Linked DNA regions of Homo sapiens: region 1 is linked to region 2. The links are chromatin loops, found by intact Hi-C in ENCODE. Cell type or tissue: sigmoid colon. All regions are shown on one strand. Each heading gives the region's core, and the rest is flanking DNA. Links, peaks and the distances in the headings are about the cores only. Region 1 overlaps FNDC3B (fibronectin type III domain containing 3B). Region 2 overlaps FNDC3B (fibronectin type III domain containing 3B).

Region 1 (9,982 bases), core at 1,394-9,393, 59 kb before region 2:
ATGATGGGTCCTATTTTCTACATGCACTTAGTACATGCCTTTTCTTTCAAAGCCATCCACCAAAGTAAGGACCTCTCTGAATAATTTTAAAAGTTATTTTTGTATAAGCTAAAAATAGAACCAGACTCCTAGACGATAAAGATCAACCAAAATTGCCAATCAACAGCTATGCAGTTACTTCATCTTACAGAATCACATTTTAGATTGAAATAAGACTTTTAATAATGCTATCCCAAACTTAGAGAACTCTTGGGAGATTTTTAAATCCAGACACGCAATGGTCTCTAGGGGACAGTTTAGGTATGACATAGCCTAAAACCACAGGAGTCAACAAAGAAAAGAACATTTCAAAGGACTTCCTCATGTAACCAGCTTTCCACCTCTCTCTCTGGGTATCTGTTTACAAACATACAAGAGTTCCAGTGAAGAAACAAATTTACAGATGGTCTACCTACTTGAAAACTGGCAGCTAAGTATATAAAAAGTATTTGATTAAGATCATAAAATGCAACTAATATTTAGAGTATGTTTAAAAATATATTTGTTGTGTTGATTTGTAAAAGTGTGTAGTTGAAAGACTGAAAACAACAACAAAAGAACTTTTTCAAGTTAATTTTTCTTCTTTACTAACTTAGTATCCTCATAAAGCTTTCCTCAGTACTTGGGAAGATGAATCCTCTAAATGGGCTGGTTTCCCATTAAGGAACACAACTCATGGCTCATTCTATACATGTAACTCACACACATCCCAATTAATTCAGGCTACAGTGTTTTCCTGCCAGTGTAATTCTGTAGACTGTGGGGGCTGTGGCTGCCCTGACTAACATTTCTAATTACCCTGGCACTAACAACACTAGAAGTGGGTATTTCCAACACCGCTGGCACTAACAGATGAAGCTGGCTGATATTTTCAACTGCTTTTAAATTAATAGATTGGAAACGATACTTCCTGTTCCTCTTTATAACTGCTTCATTCCTGGCACAAGATTAAGAATGGCCAACACAAGGATGCTGGAATTCATGGTGAACTTTCTCCCTTTGGTCTTGTGACTTACTCCTCCTGATGTTTTCTTGATGTGTGGTATCTTTCCACTGTCCTCCTTCTCTTTCAGATTTTTTTGTTTTTTTTGAGTCAGAGTCTCACCCTGTCACCCAGGCTGGAGTGCAGTGGAATGATCTCGGCTCACCTCAACCTCCGCCTCCCAGGTTCAAGCGATTCTCCTGCCTCAGCCTCCCAAGCAACTGGGATTACAGGAGTGCGCCACCATGCCCGGCTAATTTTTGTATTTTTAGTAGAGACAGGGTTTCACCATGTTGGTCAGGCTGGTCTCAAACTCCTGACCTCAGGTGATCCACCTGCCTCGGCCTCCCAAAGTACTGGGGTTACAGGTGTCAGCCACTGAGCCCGGCCTCTTTCAGATTCTTCCACAGCCATGCCTGCTGCCTTCCTGAGCTGCTCTTACCAGGTTTGATGACTGTCTGCTAAATAAGTTCCATGAATTTGGTTATCAGTTGTCACGTGCTTGTGGCCCATGGCTGCTGAATCCAGACATGGGCTGAAGGATTCTGGGCTGGCCATTCTCTGTTAATAGTATAGTTCAACCTGTCAGAAACGGCAACAATACATAAAAAATAAAGTTGCACTGGCCAACTGAACTACGGCCAGACTCTAAGATTTAGTCTGCTAGAGTGTCTATATTTAGAAGCTGTTCCAGCACCGGCTGATCCTAGGCAACATCAAAGACCAATGTTGGCTTCAGAAATAAAAGAGCACGTATGTGTTCAGCATAACCATATATAAGAGGCTCCTAACAGGGAGGGAGGGACACTCTGCATTTGGGTGGACTCAGAAGTTCCTCGTGCCAAACCCCACTCTTCCCCCAGGGACGCCTCTTTCATTTTATTGCACGCTCTGGCACAGAGGATGTTTCAAAGGTAAGAAAAGTGGGTGGGATGATTTGTGGTTCCATGTTACCAAATAAACAGGGAGGCATTTTATCCCTCAGCACACTAGCTTTTCTGTAAGAGGGGAGGCTTGGCTGCCTGAAATAGCCAAGGATGATCACTAGGTCTTCTGGTTTAAACAAACACACAAAGAAAATTTTCCTATGTATTTCTCCAAATATTGAGGTTCATCTGTTTTCAAATGCTTTGAGAGGATCGATGTGTTAAGACTGTCTCAGGGAAGGGGGAGCAAGGGAGCCGAGGGCCTAATTTCAGAACAGACTGTTAGTACAATTTACAAATGAACCAAGGGATGGATGGGGTTGGTCCATCCACCTAGTGAAGGCCCAAGGCAGTCTTCTTCCAGCTCACGATGAGAAGCCATGACAAAGGCGAGTTGATAAATCAGGTGTCAGGAACCAAGAGGAGATTTATAATTTAGCCTCAGCAAGAAGCTCCACATCAAGTTTGCTTCCCAAACACACAACCTCATCATGTACACATGCGAGAAATGGTAAAAGAGAGAAGGCAGAGAATCTGCTACAGGTGTGTGGATCTCTGAGACTGAGGTCCCTAAAAGAGGGGGCTCCTTTTAATCATGAAGTGGCACCTAAAGATGCCTCTGAGTTATTCAATCCTTCCTGGCTTAGTTTCCTTCAATAGCAGCTATAGTGGGGCAGCAATTCTCTTGGCTTTCTGAAACAACCGTAAGACATGGCAGTGGGCACTCATGTGAAAGATGGTCTCTGATGGACAGAGCCAAAATGAACTTAGAACCCCACTTTCCAATCCCCACAGTTGCCAAGAATGACCAAAGTGCATGTGGGCCTGGGCAGGGGAATGAAAGCTGACCTTCCTGGCTTTTGTCATGAAACCAACCAACACACTGTCCACCCTAAGGCAGTGTGGCACCTTAGAGAGCTGGAGTCAAGCAAATTCTCAGGGGGCTCTCTTCATCCATGCTGTGGGACCTAGTTAATTACTGTGCTTGTAGCTGCTCCATTCCCTTCATTCTCAGAACAGTTGTTATCTAACCAGAAAAGGTTTGTGCAAATTCACTCAGAAGGATTATGAGAGATCATCCATATGAACTATTCAACACTTGAGCTAAGCAGGAGTCTGATTAATTGATCTCTTACTGATTATCTTCTACGGGGCCAACTCAATCCCTAAACAAGGCTCCTCCTGAATGATACAGAAGTCCAAGAAGCTGCAATCTGGGGCTGGCCACCTGCTTCAGGAGGTTTCTGTGACAGGACTGCTGGGCCTGCCTGGCCTGGCCTGACCTGCTAATGGCTCCCCAGGGGCATGGGTTCTACCGGCTGCTGGCCTTTTCTCCTCTCTCAACTTTTAATTATGCTTCCCCTGATTTCTGTGGCATCTGTTTCATTCTTAGTCCACTGTGTTTTACAGCTGTGTTGGCTCATTAGTCACCAGGGAAACCAAATGTGAACTTCCTTTTGGGCTAGCTGAGTCATGAGTAAGGAAGGTTTTTGGGAACTCCAGTAGTCACATTCCCACAAAGCTCTTTTTCTGGTTATTCTGTGTATCCAGATGTGAACTTCCTTTTGGGCTAGCTGGGTCACAAGTGAGGAAGGTTTTTGGGGACTCCAGTAGTCACATTCCCACAAAGTGCTTTTTCTGGTTATTCTGTGCCCTGCATGTCATGTCCAGAAGTTAGGCTAATAGCAAGTTAACATCCATCGATAGCACTAACATCAGTTTTTATTTAGTTCAAACAAGTGACATAAACCTCAGGGCTCTTGTTTAAGTTCCTGACAGAAGAATGTCATATTCCTTATACATGATTGTTCTAATTGTTGACTGTCCCTATCTCAGATCTTAGCATCTGCTTAGGTAAACTTATATCAACAATATGGAACAATCGTTACACTGAATCGGCTGTTGTCCAACTTATCTCATTCAGTCTTACGTACCCGTGAGATAACTGACACTGTTTTTCCAGTGGAAAGGCCGAGGCTAAGGCGTTAAATTACCTGCTTGGGGTATACCATGAGTAACTAGAAACTGTTATGGTTTGAATGTGTCCCCCATGTTTATGTGTTAGAAAATTAATCCCCGGCCGGGCGTGGTGGCTCACGCCTGTAATCCCAGCACTTTGGGAGGCCGAGGCAGGCGGATCACGAGGTCAGGAGATCGAGACCATGCTGGCTAACATGGTGAAACCCCGTCTCTATTAAAAATACAAAAAAATTAGCTGGGCGTGGTGGCAGGCGCCTGTAGTCCCAGTTACTCGGGAGGCTGAGGCAGGAGAAAGGCGTGAACCCGGGAGGCAGACGTTGCAGTGAGCTGAGATCGCACCACTGCACTCCAGCCTGGGCGACAGAGCAAGACTCTGTCTCAAAAAAAAAAAAGAAAAAAAGAAAAAGAAAATTAATCCCCAATGCAACATGTTGAGAGGTGGTCATTTTTTTTTCCTTGAAAAGGTGATTAGGTCACAAGGGCTCTATCCTCACAAATGCATTGCCATTTTGACAGGAGTGAGTTTGTTATCACAGGAGTGGGTTCCTGATAAAAAGACGAGTTTGGTTCCCTTCCCTCTCTCACGCTTGCGCTGTCTTGCCCTCCTGTCTTCTATTATGGGAGGACACAGCAAGAAGGCCCTTGCCAGATACAAGTCCTTGACCTTGAACTTCCCAGCTTGCAGAACTGTAAGAAATACATCTCTGTTCTTTATAAAGTAACCAGTCTCAGGTATTCTGTTACAGCAGCACAAAATGGATGAAGACAGAGACAAAGCTGAGACGATTAATTCAGGTTTCTTTAGATAAACATCATATCATTGATATATATCATCAATATGAATCCATGCCACATATTCATAGCAAGATCTTAGGTGACCTGTATTTGTTCTGACAGCTGCAGCAGCACCAGTTAGTGTTCTGTATGGTTCAAATTAAAACAATATCTTAAGGCAGAACTTAAAACAAGCCAACTTTGCATAAATACTTTCTTTATGTAACTAATTTTTTCTAAAATAAAAAGTTCTTATTTGCCCATTAAAATTCACTCCTTTACTCAAGTTTTCAAGAATAAGGCCAGATCACGATCTGTTTAGGAACATTAAAACAGACTGGGCAGACATTTATGAATGACTCAACCCAGAGGTTCCTAGTTTTTTTTTTCCTAAAAGCCCTTCCCTAACCTAGAGCCCTCTATATCCTCAATCCTTCTCCCATAGCTTCTTCTAGAGAAAAACTCCCACCTCTGCTAGATAGTGATATGTCATCAAGAAAAGAAGCAGGGCTGGGCATGGTGGCTCACACCTGTAATCCCAGCACTTTGGGAAACTGAGCTGGGTGATCACCTGAGGTCAGGAGTTGGAGACCATCCTGGCCAACATGGTGAAACATACTAAAAATATAAAAATTAGCTGGGTGTGGTGGCAGACGCCTGTAATCTCAGCTGCTCGAGTGGCCGAGGCAGGGGAATCGCTTGAACCTGAGAGACAGAGGTTGCAGTGAGCTGAGATTGTGCCGTTGCACTCCAGCCTGGGCAACAAGAGTAAAACTCCATCTCAAAAAAAAAAAAAAAAAAAAAAAAGAAGAAGAAAGAAGAAGGAAAAGAGAAGCAATGCAGGGTCAATGTAGCTTGGAAGGGTGCCCAAAAAAGATGGGCAGTCAAAGGGATTAGTGTGGGTGCGGCCAACGGGTATAGTGTCTCAAGCATGGTGTCCGCCTTCCCCCTCTCACTGACTCTCCATTGTGGAAAGAACCTATACCTTGAAAAATCTAGCATCTAGTCATTGTTTTGCTGTTAACCAAGCTCCTTTTTAGGAGCTTCTGATCTGCTTTCTGCTACCCATCAGAATGACAAGTGCTTGTAGATTAAAGTGTAAACACGGGGGCGGGGACACTGAAATAAAAATGTGATGTGACTCATCTAACGTTCAAGTGAAAAAGACTTGAAAATGACCTTCTGCCTTTCTGCTCCTAATGGGGTGTCTCCTGAAGGAGGAAAGCGGCTAAAAATCTACAAAAATGCGGGGTCAGTTATTAAACCCCATGGCTCTAAACACTAAAGCTCACGAGTCACCACAAGGGAACTTGGCAAGGAATGGCCACACCTTCTCAAGTAATAAAAACTGACCTGTTTCAGGTGAAAATCGAAACTGAAGGCCACAGCTGAAAAGCCAATGACACCTGTAAATTCCTTTTTTTTCTTTTCAGAGACAAGTCTCGCTCTGTCGCCCAGGCTGGAGCGCAGTGGTGCAATCTTGGCTCACTGCAACCTCTGCTTCCCGGGTTCTAGCAATTCTCCTGCCTCAGCCTCCCAAGTAGCTGGGACTATAGGCGCCCACTGTCATGCCCAGCTAATTTTTTGTATTTTAGTAGAGACGAGGTTTCACCGTGTTGCCCAGGCTGGTCTCGAACTCCTGAGCTCAGGCAATCCACCCGTCTGGGCCTCCCAAAGTGCTAGGATTACAGGCGTGAGCCACCGCGCCCGGCTGTAAATTCCGTTTTTAGCTGCTAATTACCATTTCATAGTCATAGTAACTTCTTGTATTGATTTAAAAATTAAGATGTTGTCTAGTTAGTTATTAATGGAGAAATAACAGGCAGTTAACCCTAGTATAGAACTATTAATGAGTAATTTCCAAGTGAATTCTATGCTACAGTGATGCAAAATTAATGACAGTGAATTTAAGAGAGGAGAGATGGTGGATCAGATTTCCCCTGTACTGTAATGCGTTTCTGTTTTCTGCTCCCCATTAGGGTTCCACCTGCCCTTGTACTTCAGAGCCCAGCATATAGTTAGCTGCTGATTAAGGTGGATCTTCCCATGAAGGTCAACTCGGCACAGCATTCCTAATCTCAGCAGAAATAAAGGCTGCTGCTCTTTTTCCATGCAAGTCTTTTTTTAAGAGGCTTGAAAGCTGGGCTTGATGCCCTGTCTTCTTGTTTAACCAACACTTTCAAAATTTTACTCTACTCATTTTATTGCAAAGGTGATTACAAACAACAAAAGACTAAAGTATTCTGGAACTCTAATCCATGCTGTTATACTGTAATAAAAATATGGGGCTGCAGGGGATACCTGGACATTAGTGGTTGCATATATGGAGATGAGGCAACCTCACCTCAAAGTCATGATTCTCAGACCAGGTGCCAGAGCAGAGACAGGGAAGAGTGCTATGCCTGAACACAACCTTCTTCAAGACTCTGAGCAGCACTGTCTCACTCTCAGGCAGTGATTTGTGTCTCTGTGCACCTCAAAAACTTTCTGCAATCTAAGTTTGTTTCTTCAGCCCCCTGGATGGCAGACAGGTTTATGGGTGTGTGGCTGGAGCAGATATCCTTGAAGAGGAGAGGAGGGGAGAGCTGTGGCTCTTAGAGAGGGGAGGGGTGGGGAAAGGGTGATTCCAGCAAAACATCCACTTCCCATTCTCCTGCCTCACTGCCTTCTATTAAGGCAGAGTCTGGAAACAGTCCTGGTACCAAAGAGATGCACCTGGCTGTAGAAACTACCAGCAGAAGGATTCAGAGGGATGGCCAGAGCCTTATGTGTTCACACTTCCTACAGACCAGATGCCGTTCTCCTGTTTCCTTCTTGAAGCTAAGGCCTGTATAGCATAGGAATGTGGGACCCAAAGACCAACCCAAGTGAGCTACTCTCAAGAGTGCTACTGATCCTCAACTTAGCTCTAAATTTAGAAACACAGACTGCCAGACTGTTCTGTCAGAAACTTCACTTCTGAAATGACAGGATGGGCAGGAATGAACTTGTTACTACTGCTTGAATTCTCATTGCCAGGAAACCCGATAGCACCATTTTTTCATCTTTATAAGGGGATGGGAAATGAGAGGGGTATAATACAAAGCAAAGAAGCTACTGGACAGAACAATTTGAGAAGCATATGGCAACGTGTTTTATTTGTGTCTGCTTAAAAGCACAAGAGGATAGGCGTACGTTTGCTTTTTCAGCTATCACAGCTATCACAGTTATCTTTACTACGTCACAGATCCCTCACAGGACAATGTGCAATGTGGACTACTGAGGAGCACACTCCATAAATGCTGAAATAATTAATGAACAGTGAAAATGATTCCAAATATTCTCTTGTCAGAAGAGACAATCCTAAATAATCTGTTTTGTGAGAGCATAAATAATGTAAATGCACACAAGCTGGTGAACTAATCTATTCACCATTTCACAGATGGAAAAAACTAAGGACCAGAGAGGTCAAGCTGCCCAGCATAAAACTCAGAACAGAACCCATATTTCCTAATCTTGGTGTTCCTTCAATTATCCTCTCCTGCCAGGAAGCTCGTTGCACCCAAAGGCAAGGGAGTGCCTTAGAATTGAGGGGGCAGGAGATGTCTAGAAAGTGGACATGAAGCCACAGAATGTAAAAGGATTCCTGTGTTGGCAAAAGATCCATGGTGGATGAGAGTCGATTAACCTGGAATCTTCAGCAAAGCTCAACAGAGCTGATACCAGCAGGAATTTGAAGGTGGGAGAGAAAAAGGGGAAAGAAGAGGGAAGGGAATTAAGAAAAGTGAGAGGAAAAGCTGGAAGGAGATCAAGTAGGAGAAAGGTAGAGGGCAAAACTCAGCCATTTAACATTTTTTGACCGCTAGCCTGTAATGGACCATGCTGAACATAAAAAGTCATCAGACGTGGCCTGTCCTGTTTCAGCAGAGGCTGTGGCATCCTTCCTCTCAGCATCATCAGCTACGACACTCTCACTTCAAATTCTAAGGGAAGGGATGAGGAACTGAGCAATGGTAACTGAGTTACCATTTCCTGCAGCACCCGAGTTTTCTTTGGAGGTTTCCCACTGAGGTATGTATTCAACTTTTTTGGCCTTCCTTAACTTAGGAACTCACGGTCTTAGGCAGAGAAGCAGTAAAAAAACACAGGATTCATATGCATGCACGAGTGTGTGCATGCACGCACGCACATACACACACAGTGCCCTAAGAAGATAACTGAAAAAAAAAATGCCTTTTCTGTACTGGTGAACCTCGAGACATGAGAAAAAACAAGGTGAGTGCAACAAATCAACATATAAAAAGAGACTTTCATTAAACGGTCACCTGTCCTTACAAAGAGGAAGAGATGGGAAGATGTTACTATATGCTCACAGGTCATTCGAGTTTCTTTCCAACATTCCTGACTGACTATAAAAACCTCTAAGGGCTGGAGAGGTGGTTTCACTTTCTAATTAACCACCTTAAAATGAAATCCACCTAATCTGTAGAATGTACGGGTTAAGGCTGAGATTTTACCAACCTGCATGTACAAGCTATTCGAAACGATCCTAAGAACAACAGACGGTTGTTCTGGGTAACTTGGAACTCTAGCTGTTCAGATGCAACCCAGATGGGAAAATATGCTTCTGCAGAAAGTGATGACGGACCTCTCTTTCACATCAAAATTTCATCATGGGAATTCCATCCAGTTTTCATTTTACATTTGGTTAAAATATTTTTCCATACTTGCCAAGTCATTTTTTGCCTAAGTTCTAAATCTTTCAATCTCTCCAAATTTAAGTCACGAAGGCTAGCTAACTTGCATTTCTCCCCAAATTCCACATTTCTTATTCTTAAAATCCTTAGCCAATTTCTCAACCAGAGAAAGCATAAAGTGGGGGCAAATGAATAAATACAATTAAGATCTACAGGAACAAAAAGTACAGTTGCTTTTTTTTTTTTTTCTTTTTGAGACGGAGTCTTGCTCTGTCGCCCAGGCTAGAGTGCAGTGGTGCGATCTCGGCTCACTGCAAGCTCTGCCTCCTGGGTTCACAGCATTCTCCTGCCTCAGCCTCCCGAGTAGCTGGGACTACAGGCGCCCGCCACTACGCCCGGCTAATTTTTTTTTTTTTTTTTTGTATTTTTAGTAGAGACGGTGTTTCATCGTGTTAGCCAGGATGGTCTTGATCTCCTGACCTCGTGATCCACCTGCCTTGGCCTCCCAAAGTGCTGGGATTACAGGCGTGAGTCATCGCGCCCGACCTACAGTTGCTTTTTAGAAATGAAAGGCTTCTAGGTCAAGTGTTTCCTGCCTGAGATTC
Region 2 (9,982 bases), core at 1,246-9,245:
TTTTCTGGCCTTTTCTGAGAATAACACCTACATGGAAAGTCCCCTTCTTCTGATGCAGCTGGAAAGAAGCAGTTACAATCTGGAATGGGGAAGGGAATGGCAAGGGGAAGAGTTTTTTAAAAAGCAAATTCAGAGAAAAATGAGGAAATGTTATAGTCAACTATGGGGAGCATTTCACTTATTACTTTGTAAATTGCATGCACTGAGCTATTATGTGGGTACAACAGTAATGGCAAAACCCACAATTATTTGTGCACCAGCCTAATAGAATCACTGTTGTTTCCCAGGGACCTTTCCCACATCACACTTGTGTTATCTACTCAATTCCTAGAATTTCAAAGTCTCACTACAGCACCAAAAACTGAAATACGGTAATAGCGTCTGCTACACTGTGTGTCTGGTTGAGCAAATTAAATTTAAAATAAAAGCCACAGCTGACCATGGCAGAAAGCATGAAGAATAATGAACATATTTGTAGTATAGACTATAATTATCACATTACAATACTGATCATACAAAACCAGAAGTTCAACACCCTGCCTCTTGACACTGCAGTTTATGTAAAGATCCTAGAGCTCCATTCCACAGAAGGAGAAGCAATGACAAAATCGATGTTGACATAGCAGCAGGAAATTTGCCAAAATTCCATCACAAATGCTGAGACTCTTTCAGATAAGGTATTAACAGAAATGGTTTCCACCTCGACATACCTGGTAGTCAGCCTCCATGATGCCTCGCCACCCCCATGATCTACTTAAACCTAGTGCTGACCCCTTCCGCAATGTAGCAGGGCAGGTCTATGCAGCCCACAGAATGCGGAAGACATGGTGTACAAGTTGCCAGGTGTAAGGAAAGGTTGTGAAAGACTTGGAAATTTAGTGGGTTACCCAGTTAGTTTATCCATCTAGCTTAACTAATTGCCCTAATGCAAGGAATGTGGGTGGGAGAAAAATAAATATAGAGAAGTTGTTGTTTGCCCATCGCCTCCAGCTAATGTCCCCTGAAATCTCCCCCTTTTAGCAAAGTAACTTAGAGTGGTTAATTTGCTGAGTGGGTTCAAACAGAATCAAGCAGGCCTGTCAGACCCCATTCTGTGGGCTCACACAGAGAATTCAACCAGAGAGGTGACAGGGAAAAAGCACGGAGAGAGGACTGCATTTTATTCTTGCCCAGAATTCAGCAGGTTGTTTGTGGGTTGGCAATAGTCCGAGAACCTTTTTTGGGGAGTGGATGCCCCTCTGAACTCTCCCCTATCTCAAGTCCTTGGCATTCACTATTACTTAACACTGACCCAGCCTGCAGGACGCCTTGCCCAACAGCATTCTGATGGGCATGCTCACAAGCTGAGGTTATAATAAAATGGCCCACAGAAAGCAGTTCTCACAAGGAAAAAATCTCATGGTCTTTCTTCACCAATACCACTACATTTTTAAAGCACTTAGTGTCTGAAATTGTACTAAGAGCTGATGATAGTCCTCTGAAAGAGATGCCATTAATTACCCCTATTTTCTACATACAAGAAAGAAATGAAGCCTTGAAAGATGAACTATCATGCCCAAGGGCACATAGTTCCCAAGTGGCTGAATTGAGACTAAACCAAGATCTGCAAGGTCCCAACTAGTACATATTTTAAATATGCTTCTGAGTATGGCACTTTTGTGATGACGATCTCTAACCCAGTTAAATTCAGAATTCAACTTAGCTAAATGAAAGAAATAACATATAGAAGTTTCAAATCAATAAAATTGAAGGTTACAAATATACCAGAAACAAACCATATCATCACTTATACCTGCTGTTTAAAGGGTTCTTTGGGATGACATTTATTTTACCAACATGGGTTCTGATGTCATCTAAATGCTGTCATGATCAGTTCCCAAGAAAGCAAAAAGGCAGAGAAAATAACATGGGTTTACAGAGTTCAGTACTACATATGGTAAAAACTAATCAAAATTCTGACCTCAAACTTCTGGTGAACATTCATTTCAAAAGAAAACTCAACGAATTATTTTTGCATGCTTTTTGTCTTTATATGCAAGTGAAAAATGTGAAGCTTCAAGTATGATTTAATGGGTTAAGACTTCTTAACTTGACATGACAAAAATATCTCATTTTGCCTGTTGAAAGAATCATGTAGTAAACATCTTTAAAACATTCCAGATTGCAACAAAAATACGAGGGGGAAAGGGCAAAAGGCAAAAGATAGGATAAGTGATGTAACTTAATAAAGACAATTATATACTCTACTAATTAACAATTTGGGCCACCATGGTTTCCTCTTTGTTGAGCTGTAAATTTGCCTTTGCACTAGTAAAATCAACATCCCAGTAAGAGGGAAAAAAATCATCATAAAGGGGTCTTACAGAAAAGTAGTTATTCACAGTTTGATTTCTCCAGCCTTGGGCCTGCAGGATAAGGCCCAAGTCAGAAAGCGCATGTTAATGAGCAGCATGCTCCTTATGAAACAGGCTTCTGTCCCCAGAACTATCTCCATCCCACACATAGACAGTTGCAAGGCGTTCAAGTGCGCTCGGCCCCTAACTAGAGTCACTCAGAGGCCTCTATAACTAAGCAGAGAGATCTGGCAGCCTACGCTTGAAATGGAAGTGGCGATGTTAATTGTCCAGTTTCCTGCCAAGAAGAATGCCTCATGTCTCTTGCATTCTAATCCAGGGGTCCCCACTGTCCTTTGAAAAAATAAAAGTTATTTGGGCTTGTTTGGACTATTTTTACTTTTCAGACTGTAATTGGCAGCCAGATGGATGAATTCCACTGACCTGAGCTCACTTTTAACTTTTCTCATGTTTTCTTGATATTTTTGCAATACTCAGAATTTATATGCAGCTATAGACAGGTGAAAAAACACAGGATTCATCATCACCTATAGACTTGAGAGATAAAGCAATATTAAAAATGTATCTAGAAACAGTACAGTGTTCAAATGCAGTAAGGGAAGCAGATACTCTGGGGGAAAAGAAGAACCCTGCCAACTCCAGCCTTCCAAAACACCTCGTCTGAGCATGCCTAGGATATGTGCTCACAAGACAGAAAAAGCTTACAAGAGAAAGAGGAAATCTGCCACTTGTGAAGTGCAAAAGCCCTACTAAATATCCTACTTTAATCAGAAAACAGAAAAGCACAAGCATTATCTGTTACAGGGAGCCAAGACCAAAGAGATTCCAAAAGAAAATCTGTCTTGACTCCCAACATTCCAGACCTTATTAACATTAAGCACGTCATTCCAGACAAAGGAAACCACTGTCAGCCCTGCGCAGGTGGATGCTGCTATGCCCTCCCAGAGCCCAAGCCATTCAGCAAAAGGATAGACTCCAAGGACCCAAAAATATCCACAGTCTCAGACCCCCAGAGGGAAAAAACGCCATCCCAAACCTTGGTGCGCTGTGACTTCTCATTATGAATAATTACTGTTATTGTGAATACACTTTCTTGCTGCTTTGGGGGAAGTAAAGCTGTAGTCTGATTCTGGTTTCTGAGCAATGATCACAAAATATAAGAATAGTAAGAGAAAAAATGCCAGGGAGGACCACCTGAGAAAGAATTAGAATACAAAGAACCGGTAATAAGGAACACTGCTGGAGTCAGAAAGCAATCTGCGAACTCTGAAAGACAAATGCACAAGAATAATGCCCTCATCACTGGCTTTCGGTATCATAACCAGAACCTGTGAGTCTATGTCGTGGAATGTGATCTAAAATGCAACTGAGTCTTTGGATTGTTAACAATTCCAAAGGTCAAATGCCAAGAGTATGCTGTACGTTCATTTTCTTCCGTATTTGGAATTCTTGCCACTTTGTCCCAATTTTTCCCATATGGCAGTATGACTTCTAGAAGAGTTCACATAAGCTGCTACCTATATGTTAGTCACACAAAAGGAACTCTTCCATCACTAGTATATATTTATCATGATACAGATAGTACAAGGAACATACTTCAACTTAAACCAAGTGTTCCAACTGAATGCCTCCCACCCGCCGCTTTCCCACCCCTGCCATTTAAAATCTTGGTTAAAAATTGCTTGGCACTCAAAGAGCCAGCAGTTCTCAAATGCTACTGTGGCTTATTATTACCTGGAGTGCCTGATGAAACATAGATTGGTGGGCCCCACCTACACAGCCTGTATTCAGTAGGTCTGGGGCAGGTCATAAGGGTACATGTCTCACAAGCTTCTAGATGGTACTGATACTGCTGGTCTGAGCCCATGAGTAGCCAGGACCCAGGTGAGGGCTGGATCCCTGGGAAAGCCTTGTGGAGGGTGACAAGGACCCAGGTCCTCCACTCAAACCACTGGAGTTCTAGTGCTGTCTGCTTTCAGAGTGCGTGTGTGTGTGTGTGTGTGTGTGTGTGTGTGTGTGTGTGTATGAATGCGTGTGATGTGGTAGGGGTGAAGGGATACTGTATTTAAAACTGGTAATCCACACAAGATTGCCTGAAAAGAGAGGCAATGTGCTCATTGATAAGATTTTGAAAATCACTGACTGTAACTCACCTGTTCATTTTACTGAAAGGGAAACCACGGCTTAGTGAAATGACATGTTCTATGTCACACAGTCCAGAACGCCGATTATTTAAAATCTTACAATTCCATTCTGTTTTTAAAATGTAAAAGTCATATATGAAAAAGACATCCTCACTCTTAGGGTAAGCCCCAGGAACAAAGTGAAAGTCAACAATGTCAACTGCACACAGCAAATTTTTATACATAAAAAAGTGTTTGGAGGCCAGGCGCAGTGGCTCACACCTGTAATCCCAGCACTTTGGAAGGCTGAAGTGGGTGGATCACCTGAGGTCAGGAGTTCAAGACCAGCCTGGCCATCATGGCGAAACCCCATCTCCACTAAAAATACAAAAATTAGCCAGGCATGGTGGCAGGTGCCTGTAATCCCAGGAGAATTGCTTATAACCTGGGAGGTGGAGGTCTCAGTGAGCCGAAATTGCGCCACCGCACTCCAGCCTGGGCGACAGAGCCAGATTCTGTCTCAAAAAAAAAAAAAAGTTTGGAAATTGTGACTTTACACTCTTGATTTCCTCTCCCTTCACCATCTGCCCACATATACACACAAACACACACACATACATATTATTGAGACTACTTAGGTCTTTTAAAATTAAACAGTGGATCCTCATCAAAGCTTTTGTTTTTTACTCTAAATTCACCTAATTATTTCTATAACAATATTAGCAGATAACCTAACTGCTTTCTGAGGGGCTATAACTGGCTGAAAATTGAAGGATTTCAGTTAGAAAACTGGATCCTGACTCACTGTATCCCACTCAATAACTTCCTTAAAATATTGTGTGCTTTGGTTTTTTTATCAAGAATAAAATGGAAGAAATGAAGCTTCCTTCTCACTCAATGAAGAGCAACAGAAACTTCTTTAGCTTCTGCAGTGAAAGGCAATGTGACTATTTTAACTGGGTTTTGGCCACAGAACAGGCTCAAGGCCCAGCTCTTGCATAATACTCCGTACACAAGAACAAATTTTTCCATTCCTGTCCTTGAACATCTGTGGACTGGATGCCCAAGCACTGTTCTAAAATGAAATGCTGGGAGAGGAAGAGAAAAGGAAGGCAAAAACTCTTGAAATATTTTCCCTTAACTTATCTGCCATCATAATATGTTGGAGAGACAGGCAGGCTTCACAGAGGAGGTGATAACTGAGCTGGCTCTTGAAGGCCTGAGTTGGAGTTTGCTAGGCAGAGGAACTGGAAGGACAGGCCAAAAAAGGGGAATGAGGCATATTCACAAAATGGGGCAGAACACCGCATGTCTGGTGGGGAAATGTGAAGGGCCACAAGAGGTGAGTATGTGTCATATCATGCAGTTTAGACTTTATTCTCTAGACAGTGGGGAGCACCACAAAGGTTCTCAAGGAAGGAATTAAAATGTTGAGATCTATTTAACTGTAGTCACAAGAGAGGATGCACTGGAGAGGAAAATGAATAATCACACATCTTAAACCATAAGGTGGCCCTTCTGGGCAGTCTCTTAAGGTTCAGAGGGAGCAAAGAAAATCCTAAGAAACGTATGAGGAGACACCAGGGACCATGAGAAAGGAAGTCCCAAGAGGCTGTGCACCAGAGTTCTTTCTCACTCAGAGCTGGAAGTGCCCTAGGACGAGGTGACGAGGAGATGTGTGAGATCTGGTACCAATTCCACCAGAGAGGACCCCAAGGTATCTGTACGTTTCTACCCAGTGGCAACCTTTCTTAAAAGAGCCTGGAAGTGTCCAGGCACAGTGGCTCACGCCTGTAATCCCAACACTTTGGGAGGCTGAGGCCAGGAGTTGGAGACCAGGAGTCAAGGCCAGCCTGGCCAACATGGCAAAACCCCGCCTTTACTAAGAATACAAAAAAATTTGCCAGACGCAGTGGCTCACGCTTGTCATCCCAGCACTTTGGGAGGCCGAGGTGGGTGAATCACCTGAGGTCAGGAGTTCAAAACAAGCCTGGCCAACATGGTGAAACGCCATCTCTACTAAAAATGCAAAAAGTTAGCCAAGCATGGTGGTGTGCGCCTGTAATCCTAGCTACTCGGGAGGCTGAGGCAGAAGAATCGCTTGAACCTGGGAGGCAGAGGTTGCAGTGAGCTGAGGTCACGCCATTGCACTCCGGCCTGGGCAACAAGAGTGAAATTCCGTCTCAAAAGAAAAAAAAGAGCCTGGAAGCAACTTTCAGAGACAGTGGTCCAGGAATGCAGGGTTTAGCTTTCAAAATATAAGACGGGTTTAAGCAAAGGAAGCCACTTCTGGCTTAAAGAAGAAATGTAGGGAGCTGGGGTGAGGGGAATGGAGCATGAAGGGAAGGGAAAAGGCTGCCAGATGGAGAGTAGAGAGATGCCTACTTTGAGAGGCAGCTATCTCAGATGAGAGGTGATCCTATAATAACAGGAGTCCTAAAGATGAGAGAGACAAGAATATTCAAGTCATAAGGGTTACCATTATATTAAAGTGTTAAGAACTAAAGCAAGGGTATTTTTAATATTTAATAATGGAAATTAAAATGCCCATTTTACAAAGTGAACATGGAAATTCAGGGAAAACTAAAAGGAAATAGTAAGTAACAAAGCCCAATTCTAAGCCAAGTACTATATGTCTAATACTAAAGCCCCAACTGTTCTCGGCTCACATCACACCATTAGCTCCAAGGGAGTGCAAGAAGACAGAGATCCCATATTTCTCAGAGTGTACTATGGGCCTCTGTCATGCCTGTTTTCCTGAAGGTAACAGTAAATGAAAGGGGAGGCTAGCCACAGAGCAGTTTCCTTGAGCAATGCAACACTTTGTTCCAGGAAAAGGAAATGGTACAATAGCTTTGTGTGTTCAAAAAGAAGGCTTACTCTGGAAAACAAGGCAATTAAGAAAACAGGACTCATTTAACAATATATACTGAGTACCTACTATGTGTCAGGTACTAGAAGGAGGGAGAGAATGATGAATAAAACAGATACAGTCCCTATTCCATACTGTGTACAACTTGGTTAACCATCCTTATTACTATGATAGTATAATAATTTTCTATCTTGGCTGATTATACATTATCCCCAATGGAGGTTTGATTAAAAAAAAAAACATGAAGTCAAAAGTGGTATGAAGATTCTGATTTAGTAGGTCTAAAATGGAGTCCATGAATCTCTATTGCTTTAAAGTTTCTGAAGCATAGTTAACTGAGTGAACTAGACCTCAAGAGAGAAATTAAGGTATCCGCATCTTTTTAATACATGTATTTATATTAACATGAGTTGTTTGCTTCTTTTACATGTGCTTAGTTTTACCACAGGACCAGGCACAAACTTAGTCTTTTTTTAAAGATTTGTTTTTTGTAAGTGATAAAAAGTTAAATTATTCAAGCAAATTAACTCAAAGGCAAAGGAATTATAAAGTAAAAAGAAGGAGGCCGAGGTGGGCAGATCACCTGAGGTCATGAGTTTGAGACCACCCTGGCCAACATGGCAAAACCCCATCTCTACCAAAAATACAAAAATTAGCAGGGTGTGGTGGCACATGCCTGTAATTCCAGCTACTCAGGAGAGTGAGGCAGGAGAATGGTTTGAACCTGGGAGGCGGAGGTTGCAGTGAGCTGAGATCACACCACTGCACTCCAGCCTGCGTGACAGGGCAAGACTCCATCTCAAAAAAAAAAAGTAAAAAGATTTCTCTCTTCTGGCCATGAGAACAACTTAACCTAAGTAAAACATTACATAAAAAAAACAAAAACAAAAAACACACACAAGTCACATGTTATGGTTAGGTATATATTCTACTCTTGTGCAAACCACATATGAACCTATTAGGTTTATCATACTAGTATTAAGTATAGTTTTAGATTAATCAGGTGGCACTGGAAACTTAAGAATCAGTTAAGAAGTCTGTTTCCGGGGCACAGATTTAGATGTCAGCCGCAGTAAACTCCAGCAGGAGATACACTGTAAGGATGAGAAAGAAGGAAAAAGCCTTTTGGGATCCTAGGAGCCAACAACCACATTTTGAGGCAGACACAACTGAAACATTGTGAGCCACTTGATGGACCCCATGAACAAGAAGTGTTTTATTCTTCGTCTACACTATGTGATTCACGTTTGCCTTTTTGCTGTGACAACCAGGAGGCTGAAAACAAAATATATGGCTCACATCAAGCAATGCTACTGGAACCCTGCTTCATCTTATTAATATTTTCCTTCCCTTATCATCTTTCGGCTCCTTAATGCTTACATTTATTTTATCTGCTTCTTTGTGTCTAAGTCATTTCCCTTAAATCAGTTTTGGTGCAAGGCAAGGTGAAAATTATTAAAGAATGAGTCAAGTAATCAAAGTACTTCAAACCTCGTAAGCTCTCTGGACAATTTATACATTCTCTCTCGTTTTTCTTCGGATAAAAATTCTCTTCAGGAAAATCTATTCATAATTTTTTTTAGTATGAGTTCTTGTATAGTCATGGTTAAATTGTAACATTGCTAATAAACTAATTTCAAACTTAGAAATTACAGTATCATTTGACTAAAAATTATTTTATATGAGACCCAGCATCTTCCCTTAAGAGTTGTGTAAAAGTCTCTTGAATCTTTGCTTTCTTTTGTATGATATTGATTTATGTTTTGTTTAAGAGTTATAAGAATAACGTGATAATTGCAGAGTTTGGAAAATAGAGAAAAGAATACATAATTCAAATTAAAAGAACACATGATCTATTCACATTTCACTGTATCTTACTATTCCTCTCTCAGGCTGAAATTCACTCACCCAAATAACGTAGGGGGAAATGCCGACGGCGATATTTCATTTTACCTAATCTTCCTCTCTCTTGTCAGAAGCTCTTCCATAGACACTCAAAAATACACATATTCCATCTTTTTCATTCACAATCACATTCTCACAGACACAGTCCCTTTTTCTACCTGAATGAGATGCAGTAAGGAATCCATAAATTCAATGAGTGTTATAATCAATGAGTGTTATAATCAGATTCCTTACTGCATCTCAGTCAGGTAGAAACTGGGACTGTGTCTGTGAGAATGTGATTGTGAATGAAAAAGGGAATCTACTTGAAATAATTGATCTTATGTTTAAAAGTTGTTCAAGTCTTTGTTTTCCAGTCATTTATATCTATAAACTCACCTACCTTATCCAAATGCTACCTTTTTTGCCTCACTTAAGTCATTCTTCCCTATGCCTATAGAAATAGCCACTGTTTTTCCTTATGTGGCATCAAAATAGGTTCTCTCTAAACTACCTCCAAAACTTCATTTAAACACATAAACCTTCCTCCAAATGAACTGATCTACCCAAGAGATTCATCTACAAAAAGACAGATGCCATTCTGAGTTGATGTTTCTCTACCTATATGTGGTGGCCCTCATTCTTCCATCTTATTCTTAGTTTCTGAACACTTAATTCACAGGCAAAAGGTGGTATGAGACAATAACTGATGCCAAAACTAAACAGAAACATATTTCTGTGATTCAATG

Evidence for each region. Peaks named below come from ENCODE experiments on the same cell type or tissue, not always from the same donor. Only the 100,000 strongest peaks of a DNase experiment are listed, where the experiment ranks them.
Region 1: it touches region 2 in a loop (2.2-fold over the local background); 7 of 110 quality-filtered maps call a loop at or near these places.

The regions. Positions count from the first base shown.
Region 1 is chr3:172,311,527-172,321,508 of GRCh38, reverse strand. The region is part of intron 11 of FNDC3B (fibronectin type III domain containing 3B); the gene reads right to left. Among named protein-coding and RNA genes, the nearest start is that of GHSR, 130 kb to the left of the region's middle. RefSeq lists an enhancer at 5,925-6,823. In sigmoid colon, for the core only: no CTCF peak of the experiment used is centred there; DNase peaks (open chromatin) are centred at 1,634, 3,278, 5,588 and 5,798; H3K27ac peaks cover 5,251 bases.
Region 2 is chr3:172,251,966-172,261,947 of GRCh38, reverse strand. All of the region lies in intron 6 of FNDC3B (fibronectin type III domain containing 3B), which reads right to left. Among named protein-coding and RNA genes, the nearest start is that of GHSR, 190 kb to the left of the region's middle. RefSeq lists a silencer at 5,645-5,840. In sigmoid colon, for the core only: no CTCF peak of the experiment used is centred there; DNase peaks (open chromatin) are centred at 2,536, 2,997 and 5,477; H3K27ac peaks cover 2,243 bases.